2 separate regions of the Homo sapiens genome follow, and region 1 is linked to region 2. A link is a loop called in an ENCODE intact Hi-C map of the cell type or tissue named here. Cell type or tissue: B cell. All regions are shown on one strand. Links, peaks and the distances in the headings refer to the core of each region. The heading gives the core; the rest is flanking DNA.

The links. Hi-C counts contacts between places; a loop is a spot of excess contacts. Peaks named below come from ENCODE experiments on the same cell type or tissue, not always from the same donor. Only the 100,000 strongest peaks of a DNase experiment are listed, where the experiment ranks them.
Region 1: a loop joins it to region 2, with 16 times the contacts of the local background. A loop is called at or near these places in 5 of 110 quality-filtered maps.

What each region holds. Positions count from the first base shown.
Region 1 is chr6:99,429,714-99,442,406 of GRCh38, forward strand. USP45 (ubiquitin specific peptidase 45) reads right to left here. Exons shown (of 18, transcript NM_001346022.3): 16 at 10,056-10,142; 17 at 7,533-7,686; 18 at 2,612-6,133. The coding sequence ends at 6,003. It overlaps PNISR-AS1 (PNISR antisense RNA 1), which reads left to right. Exons shown (of 3, transcript NR_125843.1): 3 at 1,000-1,602. Among named protein-coding and RNA genes, the nearest start is that of PNISR, 11 kb to the left of the region's middle. In B cell, for the core only: CTCF peaks have their summits at 5,433 (motif pointing right) and 5,633; a DNase peak (open chromatin) is centred at 5,408.
Region 2 is chr6:99,741,291-99,753,983 of GRCh38, forward strand. No RefSeq gene overlaps it. Among named protein-coding and RNA genes, the nearest start is that of PRDM13, 140 kb to the left of the region's middle. In B cell, for the core only: CTCF peaks have their summits at 5,169 (motif pointing left) and 5,189 (motif pointing left); a DNase peak (open chromatin) is centred at 5,191; H3K27me3 peaks cover 225 bases.

The sequences.
Region 1 (12,693 bases), core at 1,998-9,997, 310 kb before region 2:
TTCTCCCCATGTGATAGTCTGAAATATGGCCTCGTGGGAGGGGAAAGACCTGACCGTCCCCCAGCCCGACACCCGTAAAGGGTCTGTGCTGAGGAGGATTAGTATAAGAGGAAGGCATGCCTCTTGCAGTTGAGACAAGAGGAAGGCATCTGTCTCCTGCCCGTCCCTGGGCAATGGAATGTCTCAGTATAAAACCCGATTGTACGTTCTATCTACTGAGATAGGGAAAAACCGCCTTAGGGCTGGAGGTGGGACATGTGGGCAGCAATACTGCTTTGTAAAGCATTGAGATGTTTACGTGTATGCATATCTAAAAGCACAGCACTTAATCCTTTACCTTGTCTATGATGCAAAGACCTTTGTTCACGTGTTTGTCTGCTGACCCTCTCCCCACAATTGTCTTGTGACCCTGACACATCCCCCTCTCGGAGAAACACCCACGAATGATGAATAAATACTAAGGGAACTCAGAGGCTGGCGGGATCCTCCATATGCTGAATGCTGGTTCCCCGGGTCCCCTTATTTCTTTGTCTCTGTGTCTTTTTCTTTCCTAAGTCTCTCGTCCCACCTTACGAGAAACACCCACAGGTGTGGAGGGGCAACCCACCCCTTCAAATCTATCTACAGATGAGAAGCCTACTAAAATTTTAAGAATTGTATTAAAAACACACACAAACCTTGGCTACAACAACTTGTGGCTATTCCAAATTAAGAGAAATTACAGTCCCTAGTCATCTAAGAAATGGTCTCAAAAAAGCTGTGCAACTCCCAAAGTTGGCATATATATCCCTCAGTAGCTGTTCAGATGTAGCCATGAAGATTAAAAAAAAAAAAAAAAAACAACAACAAAACTTTCCCAGAGGTTGGACTCTAGAGTCACGGAGAACAATATACAAGGGAATTCTTCCTAGGAGATAGAAAAGAACCCTAATCATGAATATACCCCATACCTAGACTTAGGGATCCTAACTGTATCTCCCATTCTTCTTCCCCATTCAGAATGTTTGTTGCAGATACAGTTCCACCACTGTACATTAAGTATGTGGAAAACAGAAGATATCCTTTTGGTTCCTGGGTCTCCAGAACAGTAGGAGCAAACATCCAAATCTGATATAGCACTTCCAGAGAGCCTGGTCTTGGAGGATAAAACTTTACCTTGATGGGACTTTTGGCCCCGGTCCCTTAAGAGTTGGGATTTGGGGTTGTACTGCAGCACAACTCAGCCTATCCTAATACATATGGGAATGCAAACATCTCAGATATTTCTTCTTGGGTGCAATTTAAAATACGTATGAAATGGCTTCAGAAGTGTCCATGAACCTTCAAAATTACATACAAGAATTAGGGAGATACATTTTTCTGGGAACATACAGATGTTAAGACTTCCCTTCTCCGTCTCTATATTGCCAGAAGAGAGGGCCCCAGAATTAAAACCCCATCCTTCCTACAACACTCAGCTTTCTCTTTCAGGAATATCAGTACTAATATCACCATGCCTTTTATCTCTAGGATATCTTCATCCCCTGTACCTTAATTTCTGCATGACTTCATAGGGAGTCCATATTGCTTGATTTTTCTCCATATCATTACCATTGACATAAATTTTCCTTACATTCTTAGAATGTGTATTTCCTCACCTTTTAGATTTCTGGCTCTTATGTTGACTGCTGTATCCCTAGTACCTACCACACAACAGGTATTCAACAAATACTTTTTTTTTTTTGAGACAGTCTCTGTCACCCAGGCTGGAGTGCAGTGGTACTATCTTGGCTCAGTGCAACCTCTGCCTCCCGGGTTCAAGCGATTCTCCTGCCTCAGCCTCCCAAGTAGCAGGGATTACAGGCCTGTGCCACCATGCCCAGCTAATTTTTGTATTTTTAGTAGAGATGGGTTTTTGTCATGTTGGCCAGGCTGGTCTCGAACTCCTGGTCTCAGGTGATTTGCCCACTTTGGCCACCCAAAGTGCTGGGATTACAGGCATGAGCCACTGTGCCTGGCCTAAAAAATACTTACTAAATGACTAAACAAATAAAAGATAGTCTCTAACTTTCATCATAATCTCAAAGAGCTTCATGATCTGGAAGAAGTTTAGACACAAATGGGTAGGCAAAGTATTTCTTAATTGCTGGTGCAAGACCTTACCCTTGTCTTAATAATTATCCTGTCTAAGTAATACACCTTTTAAGAAACCCCTGAAAGGAAGATGATCGTCCTTGGTAGATACTGAAATCTGAGGTAAAGTGGCCCATAAACTGTTTTGAAATAGAGAATTTCTAAAATATGTAGGGTATTTTGAATATAGCTGAGAAAGCTGCTATGAACTGAAGGTTTACGTCCCCTACAACATTCACAAATCCCAAATGTGATGGTATTTGGAGATAGGGCCTTTGAGAAGTGATTAGGTCATGAGGATGGAACCCTCATGAATGGGCTGCATGGAAAAGGACCCACAGAGATGCCTTGTACTTTTCCCATGTGAGGACACAGCAAGAAAGCACTGTCTTTATGAACAGAAGTGGGCCCTCACCAGACCCCAAGTCTGCTGGCACCTTGATCTTGAAGTTCCCAGCTCCCAGAACTGTGAGAAATAAATTTTTGTTAATACACCACATAGTTGATGGTATTTTATTATAGCAGCCTGAGTGGACTAAGACATAAGCAAATGCATTGTTGATAAAACATTCTGTCAATAACGTAAACTGTGAAAATTCCAGGACCAATCTTGTAACATGAGATAAATAAGAATATTTATTATGCATGTTTTATACAGTAACACCAAAATAACGCTCAATAAGTTACACAGCTGTTTTCTAGAAACATGGCAAAAGAAAAAAAACAGTAGGAATAATATGTATTACTCAAAATTGAAAATATGGTCATCTTTTAAACATTTGAATTCATGATTTCTACGTAAACAAAAACATCATAAATATCTAGAAATAATCTTTTTTAACAATGCACTAGATACTATCTAAAGGCTCAATTTTATTGCACATATTTGGTTTAGGCTTATTTGATCAATACATGCAGAAAAATAAATTACAAACGTGAATTTTTAAAAGGAATCAGGATGTCATTTTGTACTACAAAAATTAGATGAGGGTTGATACATTTCACAGCTTAATCTTCAGAAAATTTTCTTCAGCTATTGCATAAAATCACTGATTAAAATCATCACACATGGAAGCTAAGAACTATTAAATACAGTAAAATAGCTCTGTTGGTACATTTAAAATAAGAGAACAGGCATCAACTATTCTTTGAATTGATACCAACTGTCTTCTTTTTATTTATTTTTGAGACAGGGTCTCACTCCGTCACTCTGCAGGAATGCAGTGGTGTGATCATGGTTCACTGCACCTTGACCTCCTGGGCTCAAGCATCTTCCCCACTCAGCCTCCCAACAGCATGAGCCACCATGCCTGGCTAACAAATTGATACCAACTATCACTCTTCTCAGCTACCTAAAAAGGTGGTCTTCACAAGTTTTAAGAACATTAAATGACAATATTGGCACATAATCAATATTTTATCATTTTATATTTGGAAAAAAACGGGAAGCTGGGGTAAACCAGTTTCTAAATAAAGCTAATGAAACTTTAATTCATTCAAACACTATGGTAGTTATGTTGATGATAAGTAAACATTATTATTTATTTATACTGTTTCCTGAGGTGATCCAGAAACTACTGTTATTATAGTAGACTTGCTACTATATACATTTACTATCCCTGCAAATGTGCTTTGGAAATAATAACAAAAATTTTAAGGTAGACCCATGTGTAATTTAACATGCTTTCTCTGTTACAAAAGCTATCTTTAGGAAATTCTTAAGTATCAAAAATCCAATTTATTCCATTTTCAGAAGACAAGGAAAAAGCACTCATAAACTCTAGGCCATAAAAAAATAGGTTTCATAAGTAGCTCCTTTAACATGAAGAAAATGACAATAAAAATATCTTACTTGCATGTTACTTCTGGAATAATGTCAAAAATCTATGTAGATCTTTCCATTTTAAATGATGTTAAAATAGTGTCAGCACTGTGACTGACTCATAGCAAGTATGGGTATCTATCCAAATATTTGTCTTTGAAACAAGAAACAAGTGACCATCCGATGAAAAGTGCATGCCTCTTAACAGTATCTTTCTGTAAGAAAAATTAGGTGATCTATATTTACATTTGGGCAGTGGGGGGATGAAAACTGCTCTTACCAAGATGGCTGACTTGAATAAAGACAGTCAATATTTTTCAAAAAATTCACTGCTCTGGTACTGAGATCTCCATGATAACAGATTACAGTTAAACAGAAAATGCTGTGAAATACCTTTTACAGAACACAGCCTGACTTTGCAGATTAACTTAAAGATATATTTCTTGATTATTTCACTGTTAAAAATCAAGAAAAACACTACTAACATTTCAACATCTTAAAAATAGAATTTATGCAATGACATTTTTAAGCTCTGCATTTTGTATACTATTACCGTCTTTAATTACAGTTATGTTCATCCATATATCAAAAGGCAGCACTGGTAACCTTGATAACATTATATATGCTTATGTGTTTAAGACAGTCTTGATTAAATATTTCCATACCTTATCTGCAGCCACTATTCTTATCCTTTCTTCCCAGGAGGAGAATGAAGTGGGACTAGGCATTTACCTGGCACTTGCCTGCACTATCATTCATTGGCACTAATGATTAGGATGCTTGAACCATGCAGTTTTGTTTCTATTTCAACAATATGACACTGAAGTAGCCATTATCTTTTGATATTTAAGCCTAAGTAATAGTATATTCTTCATGCCAAGTTTTGACAGCTCAATAATTTGTATTCTAGAGGGGAAAAATGATATTTTTGCTATTATTTAAAAAGAAAATCAAAAATGCCAGCTTAATGCCCCATTAAAAGCTAAATTCACCTGAACTTATTAATGATGCTTGCTGAAGACAAAGTGATTTCAAAACCCCAAAACTGTGTTTAGTATTTACAAGAAGTAGAAAAAGTATATATTTTTCTGTTAAGAATATAATTCTCTATCATTTACAAATATAATTTGGTAATTTATATTTCAAAGCTATCCTATGGTCCTATATGGATTATCAACTTCTAATTGCCAATTCTAAATGTTATAATCATCTATATTGGGCCTTGGCCAACCACCTGCAAGTTATCCTTAACTCCACCATGAAGAGGGTGCAAGAGATATGTTTATGAAATGCCTCAATATAATTCTAGTTTTTCAAAACCTCAAGGTAATAAGCTAACCAGCAGATTATTTGTAAACCCACACTACTGAAATTACAGTGACACCCTTTTATATGGTTGAATTGTATAAAATATGACCAGGGAACTACACCGTATTAGGTGTTACTTCATGAAATTATGTGTTATAGCAGTTTCCTAAATGGTAGTACACATATATACCACTAGATGGCCCTGAGATGATTTTAAGTTAAGTGGTACGTGGATAAACAATTTTTAATAGTTTTACTTTAATATTTATTATAAAAATATAAAAGCACATAAAACACGGAATATGATTGCTCAAAACAAGACTAAGGTTACAAAAGGCTAAAAATATATTTTTTAAAATAACCATGATATAGAATATGTGAGAGTTCAGGAAGGTGGCATTACATTTAGGAATCACTGTCTCAAGGAATGATTTGACTTAGCCAGCATCATTTCTGAATGCTTGTAATAATAAGCCACATCATAAAGGGGTTTCCTTTCCTACTGTAAATTCTGGGAAGTTTTTGTACCCCAGAATAAATACCTGGAAACAAAATTCACATTTATTTTAAGACTATGAATTTTAAAGCATTGAGTAAATTTACTTTAAAAGGGTTCACCAAAATGGTGAAAAAGTTCAGGACCATTTGAGGAACATGCTATTCCTACAGAAGAGGGAAGACTAGAAAGGCACATTATATATTATAGTTATCACTGTGGCATTCAAAAACAAATGACCTAAATAATCATTACCATTAATAGTTATAATACTCTTTCATAGAAAAGAAGGTAGGCTTGTGCACTAAGTGCTCTTGATTCTGGAACCACCTGTAAGTAAGTGTCACTAACATGGACCCACTGGCCTGCTGATTCATTATCAGCCGCTTTCAAACCTAGCAAAACAAAAAGAAGTACAATTTTAAAGTAAGTATGCTTTAGGTTCTTACTCTAAATTACAAACAATAACATATTCATTACAAACTCTATCTAATGCCAAATTTTACCTGAGAAGCCTGTTTTTTCTTGGGTTAAGCATTTTCCAAAAAGAACTTTTTTTTTTTTAAATTATATTTTTAAGTTCTGGAATATCTGTGTAGAATGTGGTTTGTTACATAGGTATACATGTGCCATGGTGGTTTGCTGCACCCATCAACCTGTCATCTACATTACGTATTTCTCCTAATGCTATCCCTCCCCTAGCCCCCCTCCCCCGACAGGCCCAGTGTGTGATGTTCCCCTCCCTGTGTCCATGTGTACTCATTAGAACAAATTCTTTCAAAGCATTAATATTATAGGTATAATTAATAATGCTGTCTGGCCCAGCGCAGTGGCTCATGCCTGTAATCTCAGCACTTGGGGAGGCTGAGGTGGGTGGATCACTTGAGGTCAGGAGTTTGAGACCAACCCAGCCAACATGGTGAAACCCCGTCTCTAATTTAAAAAACAACAGACATTAGCCGGGTGTGGTGGCAGGCGCCTGGAGTCCCAGGTACTTGGGAGGCTGAGGCAGGAGAATCGCTTGAACCCGGAAGGCAGAGGTTGCAGTGAGCCGAGATCCTGCCACTGCAATCCAGCCTGGGTGACAAAGTGAGACCTCATTTCAAAAACAAACAAAAAAAGCAAAGTTAGTTGGATGACCCATAAACAAAGCCAGCAAATTTTCAACTCCAACTCTTCTGACAATCTGATATGGCTTCAAAAACTTTTGGTATTGTTAAATAAAATGCTACTCCACTATAATACACAATGACTCAGTACCTTAAAATACCATGTCATCTCATATGACCTAGAAGGGTACAGTCTTCATAATATTTGAGATTTTCTAGGCACTCCTAGAGGGAATTCTTAAGGTGAATCCAGTTGAGGCTGGGCATGGTGGCTCACACCTGTAATCCCAGCACTTTGGGAGGCCGAGGCGGGCAAATCACTTGAGGTCAGGAGTTTGAGGCCAGCCTGGCCAACACGGCGAAACCCCGTCTCTACTAAAAATATAAAAAATTAGTCACGTGTGGTAGCACGTGCCTGTAATCTCAGCTATTCAGGAGGCTGAGGCATAAGAATCACTTGAACCCAGGAGACAGAGGTTGCAGTGAGCCAAGATCGTGCCACTGCACTCCAGCTTGGATGACTGAGACTCTGTCTCAATCAATCAATCAATCAATCAATTAAGTTAAAATAAAGCAAGCAAGCAAATCCACTAGAGGCATCTATGAAATAATAACTTAGCTCTCCCAGAAAAGGAAGCACATATTCGTTTGTTTTTAAGAATAAAATAAACTTAGGATGGCATACCAGGCACATTTTTCTTTTTAGTGTTATGTTCCGATAATTTCCTGGAGGGTGTTCTCACTTTCACATAAGCAGTGTAGTGGCCTTCTCTCATCGAGCCACTATGTTCCACTATGCCATAGAGACCGTAGAGAACTTTATCTCCCACACTTGCATTCTTTTAAACAAAGAAAAAAACCCAAATTAGTAATATTTGTTAAATACTGTTTTAAGGAAAAGTAAGTAAATGTATATCTGCTTAACATAAGAAAAATGCATAGTAAAACTGAGATACTTTCCATACTTACTAGGCTGGCAAAATGGAAAAACCTTAACAAGGTTCTCTGTTGGCTGATTTGTGGGGAAAAGAGCACTCACACATATTGCACATGGGAATGCAAAGGGTACAATCCCTATGCAGGGATGTTTCTTTTTTTCTCTCTCTCTTTTTCTTGAGATGGAGTCTCGCTCTGTTACCCAGGCTGGAGTGCAATGGTGTGATCTCGGCTCACTGCAACCTCCGCCACCCAGGTTCAAGAAATTCTCCTGCCTCACGTTCCCAAGTAGCTGGGATTACAGGGGTCTGTCACCACGCCCAGCTAATTTTTGTATTTTTAGTAGAAACAGGGTTTTACCTTGTTGGACAGGCTGGTCTCAAACTCTTGACCTCAGGTGATCCACCTGCCTTGGCCTCCCAAAGCGCTGGGATTACAGGCGTAAGCCACTGAGCCTGGCCTATGCAGGGATATTTCATGTTATCAGGCTAAGTTCTGTATGTATTACTCTTGGATTCATTAATCCTTTTTCTAGGATTTGATCCCACAAATACATGAGCAAAATGTCAAAAGACATGTACCACACTATTAATTGCAGGATTATCTGTAATATCAAAACACGAATTAAAATGTCTATAAATTGGGGACTGGTTGAATAAACTATGATGCATCCACACAATAGAGTATTATGCTGCTTGAAAAATGGAGTGTAGACTATCTCTAAATGGTGCTATGGAATAAGCTGTAGGATATAATGTTAAGAGTAAGGCAGAAAAAAGGATACACAGTGTCAGCTACCATTATTTAAGAGGGGAGATGAAAATATACATGCCTGTCTGCTTATATTTAAAAAAAATTATAAAAGAATAAGCCATAATTTTTAAAATGGTTACCTATAAGGGGAAGGAGCAAACAGGTAGAATGTCATGGAGAAAAGCCAGATATCTTTCAATTTACCTTATTTAGGTACATTTGACTTTGGACCTATATAAATATGTTATGTAATTATTAAACAAAATTAAATTTTAAAAGAAATTCCAAAAAGTGAAAATTAAAAATTGCACAAATGAACAATAGATCCAGTCCTTATCTGGATAATAATTGATTTTAAAAATCACATTTATGAGACAATTGAAAATATGAACACTAGGTGATATGACAGAATTATTAAATGATATTGTGGTTATGTTAAAAAGTGTAGAGGGAGCAATTCTTATCTGTTAGAGATACATAGTGAAATATTATGGGTGAAATGATTCCTGATGTTTGCTTCAAAATAATAAAGGAGAAGAAAGTGAATTAGTGTGTGGATAGGGCAGGACTGGCCATGGATGTAAGGTTTTAGGGCTGGGTGCTGGAAGTTCATGGTACTGTTCTATTTGCTTTTGTGTTTATTGGAAATTCTCCGTAATAGGTACTTTTTAAAAATATGTTTTCATAAGTTTAACACAAAGATTGTTAAATTTCATTATTATTTACCACATTATTAAATTCTAGGAATACTGAGTATTAACAATTGACAGATAGTGCTGGTATTCCACAGCAGATACACTGTAATTCAACCAAAAATTGCATTTAAGATGATTTTGTTTTGATTATCAATGTGCTGAAAGTATTAAGTTCAATAAGCATTCTATTACATACTACAAAATCTAGACTTCTAGCCAGTAATCATGAACAGGACAGTATGTTACCCCATAACTGCTTCCTTCAAGGAAGACCAAGTCATCTACTTCATCTACACAATTCTTACATGTAAAATAAGCAATGATAAGCCAGTCTGCTTTCTGTACCTAATTATTAAAGTAGCAGCAGTTTTGAAGTATCACACTCCGCTGACAAGTACACCACTCTCAGTAGTACACATGAAGTGGCACGAAAGACAATTCACTTCTACACTGATTTGCAAAAGATACAGAACTCCGCAAATGGTAAAACTACTACTGATTAAACAGTTCACAAGGAACAATCGAGGACACAAAACCTCCTTCTCTCAGCAACCATCAGCTTCCAGTAGCACTTACAAACAGCTTAGACCTTCATAACCATCATGCCTCATGCCTTACCTTTTCAATTTTCCTTTGTCTCCCAAAGGACAAAAATCATATTCAATGTATTAAGTGTTCCACATATTACTGACTTAATCACTGGCTATTAAAATTCCCTTTCAGAAGAGAAGTTATTTTTTTAGAAAAAGCATTGTCTAATAATATATAGGATACTTTCAAGCATATTAATTTATAAATCAATTAAATATCTTAATATACTGTACCTTACAAGTAGCAGAGCAGAATGGTGCTAAATCGAGCATAAGTGGAAAATCTACATGTCTGTTTACTTTACGAAGACTCAAGCCAGCCTTAAAAAGACCAAAACATTTTTGAAATGCAACAATTAGAAATAAAGCATTGTCTTTGTTAACTAAAACCAAAAGAGAAATTGTAGGACTTAGTTTTTTCATAGATAAAAAATGTGACTAATGTATAGTCTAAAATTAATATGAATAAATTAAAAATTAGGTTTCATAAATTGTTACTGCAAAGATTATTCATTTACATGGGGATTTTTACCACAAACAATAGGGGGAATAGTTACTTTCATTATGGCTTTTCAACACTTATGGAAAAATAAATTCAATATAAAAGCTAAGCTACTGACACATATGCTATCATGAAAATATATTCAACTAAAGAGTAAACAGATTGGTGTTCTAGGCCTAACTCAGTGACTGGTTGTCAACTTGATTCCATATATAAAAGGATGAGATTAGGTCCTTTTCAGTTCTAAAATTCAATTATATTCATTCATTAAAACAAACAACCTGAACACTCAAAACATTTTATCAGTAAAAGTAAATGCTATATATTACATCAATAAAATTGTACTTTTATGTTCTTAAATATGCTCTCTTTTTCTAATTTTCAAAGGCAAACCTTAAAAAGTATATGCTTTGCATTATGTAATGGTAATAAAAACTAGCTAATAAAATATCAAAGGTATTGAGGAGACCCATAAATAGAAATGGACTCTGTTGGAATGAAAAGATACCTAAATCTGAAATGAATGGGTAGACAAAAACGAAAAGGGGCAACCTGTCATGACGTCAATGACTGATCTTTCATTTGCATACTAATCACAAGTTTACTGTAGATCTGTTGCTTTTTTATGGCTTATCTTTCTTTAAAAACAAAAAACCCTTTTTTTTTGCCGAAGTGTATTCACCTACTGATTTGTTTTTTCAAGTGATCTTTAGAAGGCTTGAAAATAGCTGACATGAAATTATGACATCATATCCCAGGAATATTTAATCTACATTCAATTTCTTTGCCTTTTTCATCAGGTGACCTCTATAAGCACCCAATACCAGCACTGTCTGAGATCATTTCAGCTATTGTGTTCTCCTCAATCAGTACTTTGCTGTTGAGAAACTACCCCATCATACAAGAGACTGTGTGAAGGACTTTAATATAAGATGAATCTTTTTTTAGGTGGTAATTTTTGGAAAATATCTAGACTTATATTTGCATATACAGTCTCCTGCCTTTTTCCCTTTAATGAAATGATACACTGCATTTTCCATATTAAAATATAAATTTGATATCCTGCACATTGGACATTTAAGCTAGGCCTTACGTCTGGCATGATCTGAGTGGGGCACACACAAATTTTTGTGTATATCTATTTCCTTGTGGTAGATTCTTAGTCAAGAGTAATTAGCTTTGTTCAAAAATTGTTTTGTTTAAAACATTACTCGGCCGGGCACGGTGGCTCATGCCTGTAATCCAAGCACTTTGGGAGGCCGAGGTGGGTGGATCACCTGAGGTCAGGAGTTCAAGACCAGCCTGACTGACATGGTAAAACCCTGTCTCTACTAAAAATACAAAAATTAGCCAGGTGTGGTGGTGGGTGCCTGTAATCTCAGCTATTCAGGAGGCTGAGGCAGGAGAATCACTTGAACCCAGGAGGCGGAGGTTGCAGTGAGCCGAGATCGCGCCATTGCACTCCAGCCTGGGCGACAAAAGCGAAACTCCATCTCCAAAAAAAAAAAAAATTACTCAATGTTCTTCATATTCATTACTAAATTGCTTTCTAGCAGGTGTTACCAACTTACACTCCCAATGCTGGTAAATGAAAATGTCTCTATCTCAGTTCATCCTTATCAACACTACTACATCTTTGCTAATTTGGACAGGTTGAAAAAAGAATCTGCCATTTTATTTTGCCTTTCTTTTGCTGGGAAGGATGGACCTTTTTCATACTTGCCTGGACTTTGTACTTCTAGAAATGTCAGTTGATATTCTTTTCCCATTTTACTATTAGGGTCTGATATTTTTCTTATTGATCTTTAAGACTCTTTATATACTTACAATATTAAAATTTTGGCATATTTATGACAAAGATCTCTATTCAGTTTCAGATTTGCATTTAAGTGTTGTGGATGTTTCTGATATACAGCCCTAAAGCTACCATAGAGAAGGCGTTCAGGGATGTCAATGAACTAGAAACACAGGCATTGCTTAGGGACTCTGCTCCCTACAATGCCCAAACCCTGGGAATAAGAATGTGGCTTTGCTGACATTACATTTAGCTTGAGAGAAAAAGGGACCTAGATGGATGTCCATAAATATTTCCCTTTAAGGGCAAGAATTATTTCTGTAAGTTGTTTCTAAACAGGGATGCAAGTACCAAATATAAAATAACTGCGGTGCATCATGAAATTAGCTTCTGCAATCTGGCATTATCCTCTCTTATTCACACAGAATCACTGCAGATGTACCCTTTCCATTAGGCGCTCTGATATGACAAGACATAATACATCTGCTTCTGTTCTCTGTGTCATTTCAGTTCCATTGAGCTTCTACAACCTTGGCTATGGAAGAATTCAGAACTTAATCTAATCTGTGGATAGG
Region 2 (12,693 bases), core at 1,615-9,614:
TTAAAATAAGATAATGATAATGATTAAATAATATTAAATAAGTGCCTAATAAATATTAAATTATTTCCCAAAGACTATAAAATTCCCTTTCTTCTGATAACATACTTCTGTATCTCCTGCTTAGATTTACTGATTTTCCTGACTGCAGCAGAGTAAAGATACTCAATTCTGGCTGCATTTTTAAAATAAAGACTGAAGAAGTTTCATTCATCTGATTGAAAAATTCTTTTTCATTTCAAGTGGAAAAATAAATTAAACTTTAAGGAAATAAGGCTTATTTTTTCTTTATACACAACTTAAAAATTATTTCATTTGAAAGTTAACACATAGCTTTTCCTCTACTTCTTCTTTCTTTTTATGAAAAATTCAGTACTAAACCTTTTATGTGGAGCACAGCAAGGAAGGCATTATAGGTGTGGGGCAGGGGCAGCCTGGCATGGGAATTAGAGCCCGGGAAGGGTGGGAAGAGCATCCCCTCAAAGGAAGAGCCTGGCACGTGATGTCAGAGCCAGATCCAAGCCCTCAGCTTACCAAATAATTTCAAGAATTTAACTGAGATGGTGCAGCCTTGTACTATGTGTGGGACAATATTCCATCTCTGTTTTGTGAAGTTCTATGTATTTTTTGTCCTGAATGCGTGTAACCAATGAATGTTTTCAGTAGAGGACGCCATCCGTGTCATGCCATACCTATGTACTGAGAAAGTTGGCTGCAGTTGAGTTCTTGCCTGCAAATACTGTGTGCAATGGTAGAGCCATGGCACTACCTCATGGATGGCCTAGAACAGGTGTATTGTGTTCCTGGGTAGGAAAAAGCAAGCCACGGCTGTGAGTCTGGTGAAATAGGCACTGAGCAGAACATATTAGCCAAATCTGTGGATGTGAAGTATCTACTATTTGCTTACTGCGTGGTGTCAGTAATTCCAACACTATTGAGTATAAAGACCTTAATGGGTGATGCCTTGGCAATAAGGTTGTGATAATTCACCATGAGATGCCTTTTGTTCTTTCCCCAGTTGTAAGAATAGGCCAAATTGGGTTGTTGTATTATTGAGAAATGGAGAAGCAGTGGGGATAGTCACATCTTCTCTAAATAGGTCTTGAATAATGGGTTTCAATCTTTGAAGGCCCTGTTTTAATTTATACTGGGCCCTAGTAACTTTTAACCAGAGATAGTGGGGAGGTTCATGGGCCCCCTTTTTATCAAGCATTTCATAAGTGCCAAAAGACTTAATTAAATTTTAATTTATTACTCATTGGGTCAGAGTTTCCATGCCCATCATGGGATATTTTATAGCAATGGGGGCTATGACTATGTGGAATTTAGGTTAAGGTGAGGCATACCTGTTTGTCTTCTAGTTTATGTTCAGTGACTCCCCTAAGATTATAGAAGATAATCTTGTTTAAATTCATGGGATCCCCAGGTAAAACTGTAATTTGAGCTCCAGTGTTGATTAAGACCATGAAGTTTTGCCACTTGGTGCATCTCAGCAGATATTAAAGTTAATTCAGAACCTATATTATGAGGCGCAAAAGCCAGTCAGTCTCCTTTTATTTTCTTGTTGTATAAATTCTTTTAATACATTTTGTATTCCCAATTGGGACCAAATTAATTGTAGTGGTTCTAATTGTGGACCTTTGTTTCAGGTTTTTGTTTCTCCCACTTGTGTCTCCCTCCGTCCCTTTCTCTCTCTCTCTCTCTTTTATTACTGGATATATTTTGGTGGGAGAGGTGGATCCCCTCTCCCTGCTTATATTTACTGTATAAGTTTCTTCTTTCAGAGTATCAAATTAGTTTTCTCAGGATTAGGGGCTGCCCATGGATGTGGTTGCATTTTTGGATTAAGGCCCCTGGATTAAGTTGGGTTTGAATGAACTCTATGACTGTGCCATGGGTACCACGGGTGATTTTCCTGTAACCATGAGGATCAGGATCATTTTAACAATAAAGGCATAGGCAGTAGTAGCATAAAGACATTTTGTAGGGTCCTGGTGAGCCAGCCATTTTTGAAAGTGTGACCTCAGCATGCCTCATGATGACTGCTCTTTCTCCACACAGTGAAGATGCAGTGGACCCATATATTGCACAGGTAATTGGTCTTTTCCTGGAAGCCTCTATAGAGTAGGAGACAACAGTGGGTTGAGACACACAACCAAAGGTCATAGGGTAATAGTTGTTTTCCAGAGTCTAATGTCAGTCATGGCTTATGCTGGAATCAAGTCAGAGTATTTAAACTGAGATGTACATATAAGTGAAGCCAAGACGTATGACCCAGGGCCACTCTAATGAGGGCCCTAGTCCCATGCTCTGTCCCCAAATGCCAATTATAGAAATTTCTGACTTAGATTGGTTGAATCTAGAACAGACTCTGTAGGACTCAGCAAATGCAAGATGAAGCAGCACAGCCAGTTAGCAAGCTAAAGCAAGAGAAGAAAGACACCCTTATGGTAGTGGTCATTACTCAGACACACTGCTCACAGCACCAATTAATGTTACCCTCCAGAGGTGGGATGGACACCTGCCTTCCCTCTGCCTCTTTGGATGTCAAGAATGATGACATCACACATGCATCAAGAGAGCACGTAAAGATTTATTGCTCATATAATGAAGCTTTTTGGAAGATTAGGGCAGGCTCTTAGGCAGGTCCAAAAATGGCTTGAGAGTGCAGGGAAAGGAGACTGGTTTGTGGTTTATTGTGGTTAAAGGTTAGGGCTGAGGTGAAGGTTCCCACATGTGGGTTGGGGCTTGCGTTGTTTGAACATCCCACCAGTACCAAAAGAGGGAGTTTATCAGCTTACCCAAAAGTAGACTGGAAGGGGAAGAGAGTGTCCTGGAGCTTGAAAACTCTCTGTAGACAAACATCAAAAATTATAGATACAACCACAATTGGAAAGATAGATTTACAAGGAAACATTATATATGACCCTAAGACAATGATTTTGAAAAACTAGAGAAAATGAATTATTTCCTAGGAAAACACTAGTATTGATTCCCCACAAAATATAAAATCATGATGGACCAATCACTGTAGAAGAGATCAGAAAAGTAAAGATCTATCATTACAAAGGCACCAAGCCCAGATAGTTTTACTACTAAGGACTAGCCAACTTGTAAAGATCAGTTAACTCCTAGATGAAACTAATCTAGAATTATAAGATGACAAAAATTACATAAATGCAAAGTCATTGAAGAAAAGGTTACTACCAACCTAATCCAGCAGGATAGTAAAAGAAAAATCACTTCATAGAGTTTATTTCAGGAATCAAAGAATGGTTCAAGATTAGAAATCTAGCAATAGAAATATCCATACTAATGAATTAAAGGAGAGAAACCATCTAATTATTTCAAGTTACTTCAAATATGATAAAATTTAGTAGTTACTCCTTATAAAAACTCTAGGAGTGGATGAAAATAACTGAAACACAGTAGAGATGAATTACCCACAGTCAATAAAAACTACATTAATTGGTGAAATACTTGTGGGCACTTCTATTAGTAATTAAACACTAAATTACTTAGTAATTAGTGCTTGTTTAGAATTCACATTTCTGGTCCCTGGTCCCACCCTTGAGGTTCTTAATCAGAAGGTCTCCAACAGAACAGAGCTCAGTTTTCAAGTAACACTATTACATAGCATTGACTTAAAGATTCTTTATTCTTTAAATCTGCCACTCACAGTATTCTTTCAAGATTAGACACGAATTGGTAATTATTACAGATGACAGCCACTAATGCCAGATTCTTAAGTGGGAAAATGTGAGATGTTAGGTCTCTCTCTCTCTCTTTTTTTTTTTTTTTTTGAGGCAGGTCTTGCTTTGTCATCCAGGCTGGCATGCCGTGGCGTGATCACAGGGTTCACTGCAGCCTCGACCTCCCAGGTTGAAACAAATCCTCCCACCTCAGCCTCCTGAGTAGCACATGCCACCATGCCCAGCTAATTTTATTTTTTGAAGAGATAGGATCTTCCTATATTGCCCAGGCTGGTCTCGAGCTCCTGGGCTCAAGCGATCCTTCTGTCTTGGCCTCCCAAAGTGCTGAGATTACAGGCATGAGCCACTGTGCCTGGCCTGAGATGTTAGGTCTTTATGGGAGAAGCCAAGATGGAGGCGAGATTCGATAGGTCATGAACAAAGACAGAGCAGGTGGATGCTGCGTAGGGTGCAGGAGAATTATGGTCCAGGAGGCAAGTGGGAAGGGATGGCTTTGTGTGGACAAAAAGTAGAGAAATGCAAGAAATACATAGGACAATTTTTAGAAGTCCAATTCAAGAGTCAGAATGGTGGATAGATGACAAAAGGTGGTTGGTACAGCTCTTTTTGCTTCAGGAGTGAATGGTTTGACAAACTTCTTTAAAAATCGTTAAGTTTATCATAGTCGATGCAAATAGTAAATTCATTGCAGTCCAGGGGCTTCTGCTTGGCAATAAATTCCTCTAAAGTTATTTTTGAAGGGATGAGTCTTTGAGCTGTTGCCAAGGCTAGAAACAGTTTCCACTCTTGCTTTGATATCTTTAATGTGCTGACATTCGAATACAATATTTCAGATATGTGGAGAATGCAGGAAGGGATGGGCTGGGTATTGTGGTCACAGGAGTGACTGGATTGGAGCTGATGATACAAATGTGCCACTTCTTTGGGGATTCATGCTTTAGAGCAGTGTTTCTCATGATCCTGCTGTATTAGAACAACCTTAGATATTTCTTGAAAATTGAGCTCTGTTCTGTTGCAGACATTCTCATTAAGAATCTCAAGGGTGGGAGCAGGGACTGGAAATGTGAATTCTAAACAAGTTTCTCAGGTGTGTGTCCTAAGCACCCTCAAGCTTGAGATACTAGGAGAGATAAACAGCAGAGCAAATGTGCTCAGAGTGTTTTTTGTTTAAAATCTTGCTCCTTCACATTGTCTTTTTATTATGCTTTTATGTGATGTGTCTTTTATTCATAAAACACTTTTTATTTTATTATTATTTTTTAATACAGAGTGTCACCATGTTGCCCAGGCTGGTATCTGGCTCCTGAGCTCAAGCTCAGCCTCCCAAGGTGCTAGAATTATAGGCGTGAGCCACCGTGCCCAGCCACAATCTATTTTTGATGATAACAAGGAGTCCAGTTGTGTAATGTTCTTAGTCTGGTATCAAATTTGAAGACATGACTTGTAAACATTTGGCTACTCGACCCACACTGCCATCTAGTGAAATTTGTGTAAATTACAGCCAGCTGTAGCACAAGTACTTTAGCGTTGGGGAGTTTAGGGCTAGGCAATTCATGTATGATGCAAATGAATACACTTTCTGAATAGATGTCCTTTCACAGTGATTAGTCTCACTGTCAGGGGACCACGGCTATTACATTACAACGTTGCTTTGTAAGTATTTAGAATTTATTTGTTGGCTTTTTTCCCCCTTACATATTTTGTATCTGTCTGTTTGTCCATCCTAGTGGAGTTAGTTATAATTTGTTCAGAACATTATGAATAAGAACCCTAAGTACTTTCTAAAAATTTTACCTTTAATAAGTATGAGTTTTCATTGAAGTCAAAGACATTTTGTGAATAATTCTTTAAATACTTTTTGTTAATTTAAAGGGAAAAAAGGAAAAAAAACCCTCATATTAGGACATTTTTGAGAGAATACATACTAGATTTTAAAAAAATTGAAGCATATGAATTAATATTAGCATTTACATATTGTATAAGAAACATATACGTTTTAATAAAATTTACTATACTCTTACAATATTAGTATCAATCTGAAAATCTTCTAATATATGTTAGTAGTAAGTTGAATAAGATATTGAAATATTACAGATCCATAAGCTTAATATTATCTTGTGGTTCATGAGTAAAAACAATTATAGTTATTATTTAAGCTTTGTGAAAATATTCATGTGTATGGTTACATAGTCATATTTACGTATACATAATTATCTTATTACTGTCAAAGTATATGTAATGAAATCACAAATGTACTTCATTACTCTTACATAATTGCAGGTTCAGATATATAGTAACAAAAGTATTTAAGTTTTATAGATAATAAAGTATAATACAATCTTTTTCATAAGACATTTAGACCTAATAGAGATTGCTTTAATGATAGCTTATATTAAGATCTTCAGGTGTGGTGGCTCAAACCTGTAGTCCCAAAACTTTGGGAGGCCGAGGCCAGGGGATCACTTGAGCCAAGACCAGCCTGGGAAAAATAGTGAAACCTCATCTCTACAAAAGATACAGAAATTAGCCGGGTGTGGTGGTGCATGCCTTTAGTTCCAGCTACTAAGGAGGCTGAGGTGGGAGGATCGCTTGAGCCTGGGAGGCCAAGGTTGCAGGGAGTGGTGATGGTACCATTGCACTCCATTCAACCTTGGGCGACAGAATGAGACTTTGTCTCAGAAAAAAAAAATCTGGCTGTGATTAGGTTAACATCAAAAAAGTTCTGGACAAGAAAAAAGGGGTAAAGAGTCTTAACAGGGGTAATGGGATGAATGGTTCTCACTTCTTTATTTCCTTAAAATAGCTGAAATCCCAGGAATTGTATTGTTTTTTCTGATTTTAAAAGGATCACACACTGATGACTTTGTTTTGCTCCCTAGGTTTCCTGACACCTTGAAGATCACTTGGCACATTGTATGTGCTAAATAAATATTAGCTGATGAACCCGGGAGGCGGAGGTTGCAGTGAGCTGAGATCGCGCCACTGCACTCCAGCCAGGGCGACAGAGTGAGACTCCATCTCAAAAATAAATAAATAAATAAATGGATAAATAGTAAAAATATTTAGCTGAATGCATAAACGAATCATAAATGTTCAATATAGAGTGACTCCCTACTTTAATACTGTAGAGATAATCACTGTTAACAATTTGCTGTATATTTCTCTAAATTTTTAAATGCATACGTTAACCTGTATATTATCTTAGAAAAAAAGACTACATTCTATATACTTTTGCAACATTGTCTTTCGCTTAGCAATATCTATGCCAGTAGTAATATCTATATTTACCTCACTTATTGGACATATAGTATTTAATTATATGAAGATGAATAAGTCATCACATATCTAGTCAGCCTTCCTCTGGGATATTTGGTTTACTTCTGGTGTTTTTTATCTCCAAATATAAGCTATGGTGTAACAAACATCTGAGTAAATGTATTTCCATGTACAAAAATCTGTGTGTACAGTTGACCCTTGAACAATGTGGGAGTTAGGAATGCTGATCATCGTCCCCAACCCCGGGTCCCTATGCAGTAGAAAATTCATGTATACCTTTTGACTTCCCAAAAACTTAACTAATGGCCTACTGTTGACTGGAAGCTTTGCTGATAACAGAAACTGTCATTAACACATATTTTGCATGTTGTAGGTATCATCTACTGTACTCTCACAATAAACTAGTGAAAAGAAAATATTAAGAAAATCATAGAGATGAGAAAATATGTTTACTATTCATTAAGTGGAAGTGGATCAGCATAAAGGTCTTCATCCTTATTTTCTTCATGTTGAGTAGGCTGAGGAGGAAGAGAAGGAGGAGAAAGAACTGTTGGTCTTGCTGTCTTGTGGTGGCAGAGGTAGAAGAAAATTCCAGTATAGGTTGACTTGTGCAGTTCAAACCTGAGTTGTTCAAGGGTCAACCGTGTATATGTGTGTTTGTGTGTGTGTGTGTGTATAGATATATGAATATATATGCTATTGTTCAACTAGAGGACATATTCATGAAAGTGGAATTGCTGAGTCAAAGGGAATGTCCATTAAAATTGCTAAATATTGCTAAACTTCCCTCCGAAAGTATGTTAACAGTACAGGAATCCCTTTCCTCCAACACTTTTGTCAAAAGCAAATATAAATTTATCTTAATTGACATAGAAATGAATGGAATGATTATGATTATGATTATGATGAATGACATTTCTAATCTGAATATTCTGTGTTAAGAAAAAAATATCTGATGAGAAGGTGCTTAGCCTACTTTATAGGGATTTATGAAAATAATTTTTCCATGGTGGACTAGCTTTTAAATTTATACTGTGATTAAAGTTCCTTATTATCAAAGTTTTTGGTTGTTCAAGTTTAAACTAATGTAAGTTTGAAAACTCCAAATTATAAAATAATTTGTGGGGCTCACGTTGTTTCAAAGATTACAGTAATTTATTTTGCACATCACTTTTGAAAACCTAAACCTCTCAGTATAAACATAATAACTTTGTAAATAATGTTTAGTTGATCCTTAAGTAGACTATGTAATTTCATGGAGAAAAGTTTTGCATTTTATGAAAATAGAGTAATCATTAAGTAGAAAGGCATCAGTCTCACTTTGCAACCTTATTAAATATCAGTTACGACAGGAACACTTATACTTATTTCTGCTGCTAATTTTTCTAAACATTGGACAAATATATTAAATTGTAAGAAAAAAGGACAGATAAAGTAAGACTTTTTTGGTGTGCTTATTTTCTTGGCCTTGCAGTTTGGTGAGAAGGCGACTGGAATATTTGCATGTTGTATTGCATAATGAGACCAACACAAAATGATTGCAGCTCATGTAAAAGACAGGGTGGCATGTTTTCAGTTTTAATGGGGACACTCAGAAAAGTTCCAATTCTTCCTGACATTTCTTATAGCCAAATAAACGTGGTCTAGGTTGGAGTGTCTATTATGAAAATAAGAGGAGAGCAAGTCAATTATATTTCAATGACTGAATAGCCAGGGGTCCTCATTAAAATGATCAGAAAGATTGCAGTGTTGCTCTCCTCTGTGTAGCCACTGATTAAGTTGTATAAGAATGACATGGCCTTTTGGGGAGCAAGCCAGAGGATGTCTTAGTATCTGGAGCCAGAAATTGTTGACCCTTTTGAGAGAGAAATGTGTGCTACCTTAAAACAGAAAAATATTTTTTCTCTTATTGGATGATGAACTTTGGAATTAGGTATATGAAATTAGTTACGGCTATTGTATAGAAGCTTTAATTTGTGCTATGCTGTAAGAAAAATGCCCTTGAATAAGATAATGATGAAGATACATCTCTTTACATTTATCTCAGTCAGTTAGATCTATTTCACTAGAGTAACGTCTACAATGCAAGTGAATGAGTGTGTTTAAGAAATAGTTTACAAATTCACTACTATTCTTTTCCTTTTAAAATTTCTACTTATCTGTTTGTGTGTATGTGTGTTGGGGGAGGAGATAAAAGTCTTCTGAGGAAAATTATCATTGTTCTTCCTTTTGGACTCACATGCAAAGAGACAATACAGTTTAATATTGTTTTATATAGCAATACAGCTTAAGAAGATCAAACCCATTGCTTAAGAGAACAGCTTGACTTTCATATTTTTTTAACAGGTGAAAATAAAAGCGCCAGATTCTGCAAGGTCTCTGTAGTCAAGATTCCTATGCAACCAAACTCCTCAGTAGGCATCTCGTACATGTTAAGATCGGAAGGCCCGAGAGCCTTCAGTAAGTGGAACTTTTAATACTATATATATATATTTTTTAATGAGAAAAGGCTTACAAAATTTACAACTAGGCTCAAGCTCATTTTATAAAGCAACTGAGTTTTTAGTTTTCTCATAGCAATGAAATGAACTATGATTTTGTTTTCTGACATTGTCTATCTTTTTTCAACCCATCAGTTGTATAAATTGTATTTTAATTGATTACCTATGATTTGCCTAACATTTTAAGAGGAAGATGTCAACATTATAACCATAAACAGCACTAAGACCAAAATATATCAACCTCAGTTGATGTGTTTCAAATAAGTAAAACAAAATTCCATTTAATAGTCACATTAGTTAAAATAATTATTCCAAGATTTCTTTTTGTGCATGTGGTTATACAAACTCTTCTTTTCTCTCTTTCTTTTTTCTAGCTTGACTCTTTAACCCAGTAAAAATACTAAAACCCATTTATTAATCTAGTTGTGGAACAAAAAGGAGAACTGTAGCCAAATTTTATTCTCAATCAGGCTTCATAACATCATTTATAATTAAAATTACCTAATATAAATGTTCTATATTTAATATTATGTTATGAATATCATCATTCCTTATGATGGAGTTGGGGTGGGCAGTTACACATTTCAAGTGATTTAAATGTTTTTAGATTGATTTTCCTGATACTAGTCAATGAAAGTGCAAGTCAGGAATCTTTAATGTTGTAGTGTTATAATTTCACCTTTACTAAATAACCACACTGCAGAGTTGACTGCACTATCAAGCAGGTTTCAAAATAACAGTTTGAGAAAAACAGGGTTATCATGATGCCTTTTTTTTTTCCCCCGGTGGCTATTCTGACATGCAATTCACTGTGAAAGAAAGAATATAATGGGTTGCCGCCTGGATTAAAGGAACCCAATTATGTGCCTCTCAAATACACCACAGAGTTTAGCAGTGCCCAGATTTTATAATAGTATCATTCTGCCCTGTAGTTTTCATCTAATTTATGAAAAATAAATTAGATGAAAATTTGCAAAATGTGTATCCTTTCTGTATTCAAAGGGAATAAAATGTCTATATAAAGCATTAAAGTAGGTTTTCATTTTTATATCTACGTTAAACAGGATCTCGCATGGTATGCAACATCATGTGAGTAAAGGTAAGAGACATGATTTAGTGTTAGACCAGTGCCAGTGTTCACTAGGAAATGTGAGAACTGCCTGGAGAACATATGGGAGAGAGAGATTAGGGAAGTATGTAGCTCCATCACAAAACAACAGCATTTCAGGGGGATAAAATAATACGATGCAGTAACTGTGAATGCATGCATGTTTAGACATTGTAAATATTGTTATGTTGCATTGGTGATGGTTTGTAATCATTGCTGTCTTGTTTACTGCTCCTTTGAGTCATTTTTCCCTTTCAAGCCTACTGTTAGGGATTCTAGTACTCAAAAGTGTGCTGTGGACATCAAAAGGTTGAGAGGCATTGCTCCATGCTATAATTCATTTTCAAGAATAAAAACCAGTTTGAGGGAGAAGGGTTCTTTCATAATGATATAATCAAATAAGTTTTGGAAACAAATAAGTTAAATAGATTTCTGAATTGTGGGATTTCTTAAAGTTTTAAATTTTCTAATGAGCATTTTTATTCTGGGTAAGACATTTAGATTTTCTGAAACATATTTAGCCTTGGATTCCTTTTCTTTTTCTTTTTTCTTTTTTAAGGAACAAGTAGTTTTTGGTATGCAGTTTGGGAGGCTGAAGTGGGCGGGTCAGGAGTTCGAGGCCAGCTTGACCAACATGGTGAAACCCCATCTCTACTAAAAATACAAAAACTAGCTGGGCGTGGTGGTGTGCACCTATAAGCCCAGCTACTCAGGAGGCTGAGGCAGGAGAATCACTTGAACCCAGGAGGTGGAGGCTGCAGTGAGCTGAGATCACACCACTGCATTCCAGCCTGGGCGACAGAGCGAGACTCTGTCTAAAAAAAAAAAAAAAAAGTATCATTAAGTTTATTATCTCAAGTATTTTCAAGTATTTTTAACTGTGTTATTCAGTAGCGTGAAGTATATTTACATAGTTGGAAAGCAGATCTCCAGGACTTTTTCATGTTGCAGAACTGAAGCTCTATACCCATTAAAAATCACTCCTCATTCCCTTCTTCCCAGCTTCTGGTGCCTGGGAAGATTTTTAAACAATACATATCCCAGAGCTTCTCACCTCCAGAGATTCTGATTTAAGTTTTCTGAGGATAAATGTTTTTAAAGATCTTCAGGTAATTCTACTGTACAGCTGGATTTGAGAATGGTTGAATATCACGCTTTTTGTGTGTTTATTTGATTTAATCAAACACACTTATTAAGAGCTGGGGGCTGGGGCTAGAGCAATATATGAGCTACAATCCTTGCTGTCTGGGAACACAGTCCACAGAGGGGACAGACTAGAAGGCAATCAGTATACCTGGTGAGAACTGCCATGGTGGAGCAGTGAATTGGGACCCCAGGTAGCAATGAGGAGGGAGTGACTATCCAGAACAATTTCTCACTGAGCTAATGTTTTGAATAGCCTGGTACTGAATACTGGCAGAGCCTAGAGATGGAATTTAATATACCAGAGCCACTGTACAATTTTAATTCTGAGATGAAGGAAGACTATATTTACAAATAGACTGTATTTACAAATATACTTTGGACACATGTTTTTGACACTAAGTGTTAGACACTCATGGCATTTTCTACTCCTGATACTTTTGTAGGCTTTCTATATATGTGGTTGTTCACTTCTTTCTCAAATTTAAAAACACTTAAATTTTTTATTATTCTTAACGAATTATTCCAACATATACCAATAAGTTCAATTCCATGCTAAGAAATAAACTATGGATATGATTACTAAGTTGAATGAAAACTTACTTGTCTTTGATACAGTTTCTTGAGTTATATAGGTGTTGAAATTGGAAAAAAGGAAGTACTATTCTAACTTAATCTAAAATTTTAATTATCTGTTTTTCCTTTTAATACCTTACTTGGCTTTTAAAGGTAGTATCATATTTCTCTCCAAATGTTAAAGATTTAAAATTTAGGGATAATTTACAACATATGAAATTATGTCCCAAATGTTCTCACTGGGAAACTAATTTATACCATAAAAAGGGGCCATAACTATCTCAAAACAACTCAATTCCAACAATGAGCGTTCCATCTTGGCTATCCTTAGAATAATTGGCCTTTTTGTTGATTTGACTAACTGACAACTGAGCCACTA